3 separate regions of the Homo sapiens genome follow, and regions 2 and 3 are each linked to region 1. Evidence: chromatin loops called from intact Hi-C (ENCODE). Cell type or tissue: IMR-90. All regions are shown on one strand.

Region 1 (2,500 bases):
TCCCTGCACAGGCTGGACCATGGGGACTGGAGCACGCTTAAGTCCTTCGTGTGTGCCTGGAACCTGGACCGGCGAGACCTGCGTCCCCAGCAGCCGTCGGCCGTGGTGGAGGTCCCCAGCGCTGTCCTGTGTCTGGCCTTCCACCCCACGCAGCCCTCCCACGTCGCAGGTGAGCTGCCTGCTGTGTCCGCCTCCTCTCCTCTCAGGACTCAGCTTCCCGCCCTGCAGAGGGCACAAGGGAGCTTTCCATGGGCCCTTTGGCCCGGAGACAGGAAGGCGGGCCCTGACCCTCTCAGTCTGGAGCCCAGGTGAAGGTCTGCAGTGAGCCCTGAGGGGTGGAACTCGGGGGAGGAGTCTGGAAGGGGGCCAGGGTCGGGGCCAGGACAGGGGGCTGTGGAGAGGCCAGAAGAGGCAGGTGCCCTTGGGAAGCCGTCAGTGGTAGGGGGCAGGCAACGCTGGAGGGAGCTGCCAGGTGCAGGGCAGGGGTGTCCGGCAAAGCTCCCTGGGGTACAACAGGGGAGCTGGGGGCTAGGACTCTCCCTCTGTGGGGATGACTTCCAGCCAAGTGGCTCTGCCGCCTGGCCCTGGCCCTGGCCCTGTAGGTGGGCTGGGGCGGGTGTTTGGCCAGGAAGTCAGGCTGGGGGTGGGGCTGAGCCTCTGCCCAGGTCCACTGTCCCTGCAGGAGGGCTGTACAGTGGTGAGGTGTTGGTGTGGGACCTGAGCCGTCTTGAGGACCCGCTGCTGTGGCGCACAGGCCTGACGGATGACACCCACACAGACCCTGTGTCCCAGGTCAGGGCAGGGGCTGCCGGGCGGGGTGGGCCCTGAGGCAGAGCTGGGGAGAGGGCGCCCACTCTCCTAGGAAGGTCACCCGGGCGTTGGCAGTTGGACAGCTGCCTCCTGCATTCTCGGAGCTCCCGCAGCATGAGTCACCCCCCTCAGGAGCCACTCCCAGGGCCCTGTGGCCATTCCCAGCCTCCTCTGCAGGCACCGAGTGAGCAGCGCTGGGATTCTGGGACTGGAGAGGGCCCTGGGAACCCTCCAGGCCTGCCCCCTGGTGGGTGAGCCTGGTTCTGGGGCCTCCCGGAGAATTTTTTTTTTTCCTGGAAGAGAGGGAGGGTAGGGGTGGAGCGTGACACCTGGGCAGGTGTCCCTTGTCTCCATCCTGGCCCTGCATGCTGTTAACTCAGGTGGTGTGGCTGCCCGAGCCTGGGCACAGCCACCGCTTCCAGGTGCTGAGTGTGGCCACCGACGGGAAGGTGCTACTCTGGCAGGGCATCGGGGTAGGCCAGCTGCAGCTCACAGAGGGCTTCGCCCTGGTCATGCAGCAGCTGCCACGGAGCACCAAGCTCAAGAAGGTACGTGGGCACCCGGAAACTGCCCTGGCCTGCGCCGGTGAGCCTTGGGGGTGGGAAGGTGTGGCAGTGGGCCTGACTTGCTGTGATCTCCCCTCCTGTTCTCTGGCTCTGTTGGGACAGTGCCATCTGATGCCCTTGGCTCTGACCCTGCTGCTGCCATTTCTCCACAGCATCCCCGCGGGGAGACCGAGGTGGGCGCCACGGCAGTGGCCTTCTCCAGCTTTGACCCTAGGCTGTTCATTCTGGGCACGGAAGGCGGCTTCCCGCTCAAGTGTTCCCTGGCAGCTGGAGAGGCAGCCCTCACGCGGATGCCCAGCTCCGTGCCCCTGCGGGCCCCAGCACAGTTTACCTTCTCCCCCCACGGCGGTCCCATCTACTCTGTGAGCTGTTCCCCCTTCCACAGGTACGTAGGGCAGGCCTGGGGCACAGTGGGGCCAGGGTGTCCCTGCCCTGCGGGTCTCTAGCCTGCCAAGCCTCATGACAAACTGCTTCAAGTGCTTGCCTTCTGCCCACTCTGAGACCCGTGTTCAGGTCTTTGGTGGTTGGCCCAGGCATCGTCCCTTCTCTAATGAGAGGACCAACTCCAGGCTGAGGGACCCGGGAGGCTCTTCACGAGCCTGGCAGCCCAGGAGGGGTCTGGTGTTGGGGGCCAGCACCACCCAGACCCCAGCACTGATTCCCTTGCCTGGCCCCCTGCATCCCGTCTAGGAATCTCTTCCTGAGCGCTGGGACTGACGGGCATGTCCACCTGTACTCCATGCTGCAGGCCCCTCCCTTGACTTCGCTGCAGCTCTCCCTCAAGTATCTGTTTGCTGTGCGCTGGTCCCCAGTGCGGCCCTTGGTTTTTGCAGCTGCCTCTGGGAAAGGTAGGAAGGGGCCGCTAGGCCTGGATCTGTTTAAGGGGTGGGTGGTCTGGGCCCTGCTTGTACCTGGGGTTCTGGGTTGGGGAAAAGACCACACATGGGGGTAAGGACGGCTTCCCTCCAGCAACCCAACTCAAAGCCACTGTGGCTGCACACAACAGGATTGAACCCGGGCATTAGCCTCCTCCTGCCATGTGGTTGGTCTCTAGAGTTTCTCTTACTCCACGTATCTGTCTCTCTTTGCAGGTGACGTGCAGCTGTTTGATCTCCAGAAAAGCT
Region 2 (2,500 bases), 290 kb before region 1:
TGCCTGTTTCAGCCTCCCAAAGTGCTGGGATTACAGGTATAAGCCACCACTCCTGGCCCTTGAAATGAATTTAGAGATAGATGCAAACTGTTTTTTGTTTTGTTTTGTTTTTTTGAGACAGGGTCTTTCTTTATCACCCACCCAGACTGGAGTGCAGTGGCATGATTATAGCTCACTGCAGCCTCAACCTCCTGGCCCCAAGTGATCCTTCTGCCTCAGCCTCCCATGTAGCTGGGACCACAGGCATATACCACCATGCCCAGCTAATTTAAAAAAATTTTTTTGTAGAGACAGGTCTCACTTTGTTGACCAGGCTGTTTGCGAATTCCTGGGCTCAAGCGATCCTCCCTGCTTGGCCTCCCAAACTGCTGGGATTACAGGCATGAGCCACCACACCCAGCTGCCCAACTGTTCTATCCACAGGGCAATAATTGCATTCCCCAGGACCCAGTTCATGGTAACGTGATTGGAACAGAGTGGTACTGACCCCCTACTTGGACAAGTATCATGTGCATTATTATCAGTTTTATCCAACTTACAGTGTTGTAAAATAACTCAAACAAGGAAAGCTGGAGGTAACCCAAGAAAATGAAACAGGACGCCCACTGATCTTTTTTTTTCTCACAGTATCAAGAGTGAATATTGAGGATGTTACTGAGTGCTGGGCACCATGCCAAGCTCTTTTCTTTGCATGCATTATAAACCAAGATATATCAGTTTTTTGTTTTTGTTTTTGTTTTTTTTTGAGACAGGATTCTTGCTCTGTTGCCCAGGCTGGAGTGCAGTGGCATGATCTTGGCCCACTGCAACCTCCACTTCCTGGGTTCAAGCGATTCTCCTGTCTCAGCCTCCCAAGTAGCTGGGATTACAGGTATGCATCACCTGGCCCAGCTAATTTTTGTATTTTTAGTAGAAACAGGGTTTCACCATGTTGGCCAGGCTAGTCTCAAACTCCTGACCTCAGATGATCCACCCACCTCGGCCTCCCAAAGTGCTGGGATTACAGGCGTGAGTCACTGCGCCCGGCCAATATATCAGCTTTATTCTCACTTTCTTCCCACCCCACAACCCATTAGTCTCTGAAGGCAGCTTGGAGGGCACAGGATTCGGCCCTTCTTACTCCTAGGAACCCTTGAGTGGCCTGCCTGTCTCTGGCTGCAGGAGCTGTCTCTGCTTCCCCCAGTATCCCCCCGAATGGAAGGCAGCTGTGCAGCAAATGAGACCAGCTTTTTGGAAGAAACTGTCATTCCTTAACTGGTTCTTTTTCCTTCTCAAGACCCCATTCTTCCCATTCCCTGGGATGGCTTCCGGCTGTTGTATTTCTGCTAATGCCCACCAGATGGCAGGTGCTCCTCGGCGTGAGTGCCAGGATCTCACCTGGCCCAGGCGCAAGCAGGCTCATAATAAACTCTGACTAGGAAGGGTCAAGAGAACGGTGTGGGAGACCCCAGAGTCTTCAATTTACCCATTGCAAACTGTACTGGGTCCTATCATGTGACCTATTCGGTCACTGGGGGGAGAAAATCTGAGTTCCTAGTCTCATGGGGGATAGTTACACAGGTGGGGGTCATCCAGACCACTGTGCTCATTCCAGGTGGCTGGCCACAAAGTGGCCTTCGGTGACCAGAGAACAGCCGGAAAACAGAAAGTAAAGCCAAGCTGGGAACAGCAGGGACTTGGTATCAGACAGATCTGGGTTGAAATCCTGACTCTGTCCACTACTAACTGTGTGGCTTGGGGCAAGTGATCTGAACCTAATTTTCCCCAACTGTCTAATGGGGGGATAATAATAGCCTGTAATTTCAGCACTTTGGGAGACTGAGGCTGGTGGATCACCTGGAGATCAGGAGTTCAAGACCAGCCTGACCAACATGATGAAACCCTGTCTCTACTAAAAATACAAAAATTAGCCGGGCCTGGTGGCGCATGCCTGTAAGTGCAGCTACTCAGGAGGCTGAGGCAGGAGAATCACTTGAACCCGGGAGGCGGAGGTTGCAGTGAGCTGAGATCGCGCCACTGAATTCCAGACTGAGCAACAGAGTGAGATTCTGTTTTAAAAGAAAAAAGAAAAAAAAAAAGGACAATAAAGCCTACTTGATAACTTCCCAGTGAGGAGCGAGGGAAAGGTGTGTAAGGGGCTTGGCCTGACACCCTGGAGCCTTGGGATCCTCCCTTCCACGATGCTGCTCTGGCCGGGGACCAAGCCCTCCCTCAAAAGCCACATCCCATCCTCATGTGCCCCAGACACCTACCTGGGCTCGAAGCTGCTCCTCTTCCTGGGTGGAGAATTCTGTGCGGCAGTGGAGAGGAACATCCATTTCAGCCACTATCTCGCCAATCCTTTGTTGCATGGCCACACACTCTTCCGCAGACAAGAATCCTTCCAGCACCAGGAATCCATCCTGTTGGAACTGCAGGCAGGCTTGAGACTCAGGCTTCCCCAGTCTGCAAATGCTCCTGTCTGACCCTTCCCTCAACCTTGCAGCTGTGTGAAGGTGGG
Region 3 (2,500 bases), 76 kb after region 1:
AGTGAGCTGAGATCAAGCCCCTGCACTCCAGCCTGGGTGACAGAGCTAGACTCCGTGTCAAAAAAAAAAAAAAAAGGCGGGCACGGTGGCTTACACCTGTAATCCTAGCATTTTGGAAGGCTGAAGGGGGTGGATTGCCTTAGCTCAGGAGTTCGAGACAAGCCTGGGCAACACGGTGGAACCTCGTCTCTATTAAAATACAAAAAATTAGCCAGGTGTGGCGGCGTGCGCCTGTAATCCCAGCTACTTGGGAGGCTGAGGCAGGAGAATTGCCAGAACCCGGGAGGCTGAGGTTGCAGTGAGCCAAGATCACGCCTTTGCACTCCAGCCTGGGCGACAGAGCGAGACTCTGTCTCTTAAAAAAAAAAAAAAAGGTGAGGTGGATGTGGATGTATTAATCATTTCTTAAAAATCAAAATTATCGGCCAGGCAGGGTGGCTCACACCTGTAATCCCAGCACTTTGGGAGGCCAAGGCGGGTGGATCACCTGAGGTCAGGAGTTTGAAACCAGCCTGGCCAACATGGTGAAACCCCATCTCTACTAACAATACAAAAAGTAGCCAAGCATAGTGGCGCACGCCTGTAGTCCCAGCTACCTGGGAGGCTGAGACAGGAGAATCGCTTGAACCCGGGAGGCAGAGGTTGCAGTGAGCCAAGATCGCACCACTGCACTCTAGCCTGGGCGACGAAAAAGCAAGAGTCCGTCTCAAAAAAAAAAAAAATCAAAATTATTTAAGATTGAGTCTTGGTAAACAATTAGGGTTAGACTTATTTATTTATATATTTCCTTTGTTCTCAACCCTCAGGAAACAGTTAAGATGGAAAAACATTGAGAAATTATGCATCTAATTTGTTTGCTTCCAAAATTTTCTTGTAAAGAAATTTTCCAAGGAAGGCATAGTTACACATGGAACAATAACGACACTGCACACGAGCTCCTGAAAGAGATGGCAGTCTCCAGGATTCGAGTGTATGGTGCTGTTCTGCCTCCTATCACAGGAGTCACTGCATTTCTAAAATCCTTTACCTGCTACAGAAATTAAATCACATTTGGGAACAGCCCTTTATGATAAGAAAATCTCCATCATAATATCGCAAAGGTTCCATCTGAGCAAGTCCCCCTGCTTGGGCCCAGCTTGCTGATTTGATCCTGCCAATCCAGAGAGACAGTTCAGCAAGGCCCTGCTGAAATTAACCAACCTAAAAGGCCCTCTTTGTCACCCCAGTGAAGTAGAACGAGTCAATTCTATACCAAGTGCTTTGGTCAGGCAATAATGGACTTTTCTTTCCTGCAGTAGATCAGCTGACGTCAGTAGGTGGGAGGTCTGCCAAGCCACAACAGGCTGTCTCTGGGGAGCTGGGTATCTGAAAGTCACCAATGTGCTCCCACTGCAGTCAGCATTCAGAATTTTCATTTGTGCAATTACAGGAGACACCAAAAAACATTATGGGTTAGTGAGAGTTTCCCCCCTCTTAACCTGACAGGGAGCTGTCTCTTGTTTATCTACACGAGTTCCAGTTTCTTTTTGCTCCTAAAAGGGTCATTTCTGCAGACTACATTAAACACAGGAAAATTCTCATAAATATCATTAAGAATTCCTGCCATCCAAAGGTGCTACAGCCTCTCACCCGAAACTGTCAGTTACTGAAATGTCAGCTCAGCTCGGCCTGGGCGTGCCACATTCCTTCCACAACCGAGGCTGCATGCTGCAAGCACCCCACCCCTTCCCTGGCATATGCAGCAGACTGATAAGGCCGACTTCACAGAGAACGTTCCAGGCTGTTCCCAGCCATATGGGATTAACGCCTTTTGAGAGCACCAGAAAGGAAAAATCTGGGAAACGTGCCATTAAAAAACAAACTCCAATCTTACCAGCCTATCTATCAGTTCCACTAACTGCCTAAAAACCACAACAGAGACGACTTCCTAGGAATGCAATCAACTGACTGCTTATCTCAAAGGAGCCAACTGTCTCTGATTTTGCCAATCAAGTCTGTTCACATAGAGACTGAAGGAGGGGAAATGAAGTGCTAAGTATATTCTCTATATGTTTAAGGACAACTTCCCATTTAAGGTAACTTAAAAAAAAAGGTATATATTTGCAAAATATTATTAGAGGAGACTGAAGACGTAGGCTATTTATAAATGCTGCAACGCAGCAGTCAAACGTTAGCTGCATCATTCAGCAAGTAATGCGAATCTCAGGGGGATAAAGCAGGAATTACAACTATGTCCTCTATTGTAATAAATAAAATGAATAAAATGAACTTGTCAGCATTCTTACAATACTACCAGATCTCGGAAGAAGAGTGGGGTCTGAATATATGAATCTTGGCTAGAAATTTCTAATATACAGCTGGGCGCGGTGGCTCACGCCTGTAATCCCAGCACTTTGGGAGGCTGAGGCAGATGGATCACGAGGTCAGGAGATTGAGACCATCCTGGCTAACACGGTGAAACCCCGTCTCTACTAAAAATACAAAAAATTAGCCGGGCGTG

What was found. Peaks named below come from ENCODE experiments on the same cell type or tissue, not always from the same donor. Only the 100,000 strongest peaks of a DNase experiment are listed, where the experiment ranks them.
Region 2: a loop joins it to region 1, with 19 times the contacts of the local background. A loop is called at or near these places in 10 of 110 quality-filtered maps.
Region 3: a loop joins it to region 1, with 6 times the contacts of the local background. A loop is called at or near these places in 3 of 110 quality-filtered maps.

What each region holds. Positions count from the first base shown.
Region 1 is chr9:128,633,950-128,636,449 of GRCh38, reverse strand. It overlaps DYNC2I2 (dynein 2 intermediate chain 2), which reads left to right. Exons shown (of 9, transcript NM_052844.4): 4 at 12-169; 5 at 683-792; 6 at 1,191-1,358; 7 at 1,529-1,761; 8 at 2,067-2,224; 9 at 2,468-2,500. Among named protein-coding and RNA genes, the nearest start is that of DYNC2I2, 22 kb to the left of the region's middle. RefSeq lists enhancers at 1-505, 558-1,757. In IMR-90, a CTCF peak has its summit at 1,053 (motif pointing left); a DNase peak (open chromatin) is centred at 959; H3K27ac peaks cover 1,434 bases.
Region 2 is chr9:128,926,949-128,929,448 of GRCh38, reverse strand. It overlaps PHYHD1 (phytanoyl-CoA dioxygenase domain containing 1), which reads right to left. Exons shown (of 13, transcript NM_001100876.2): 4 at 2,253-2,411. Among named protein-coding and RNA genes, the nearest start is that of PHYHD1, 7.2 kb to the right of the region's middle. In IMR-90, a CTCF peak has its summit at 1,333 (motif pointing right); no DNase peak of the experiment used is centred here.
Region 3 is chr9:128,557,958-128,560,457 of GRCh38, reverse strand. The region is part of intron 1 of SPTAN1 (spectrin alpha, non-erythrocytic 1); the gene reads right to left. Among named protein-coding and RNA genes, the nearest start is that of SPTAN1, 6.6 kb to the right of the region's middle. RefSeq lists an enhancer at 1,522-1,581. In IMR-90, no CTCF peak of the experiment used is centred here; DNase peaks (open chromatin) are centred at 1,287 and 1,837; H3K4me3 peaks cover 541 bases; H3K27ac peaks cover 589 bases.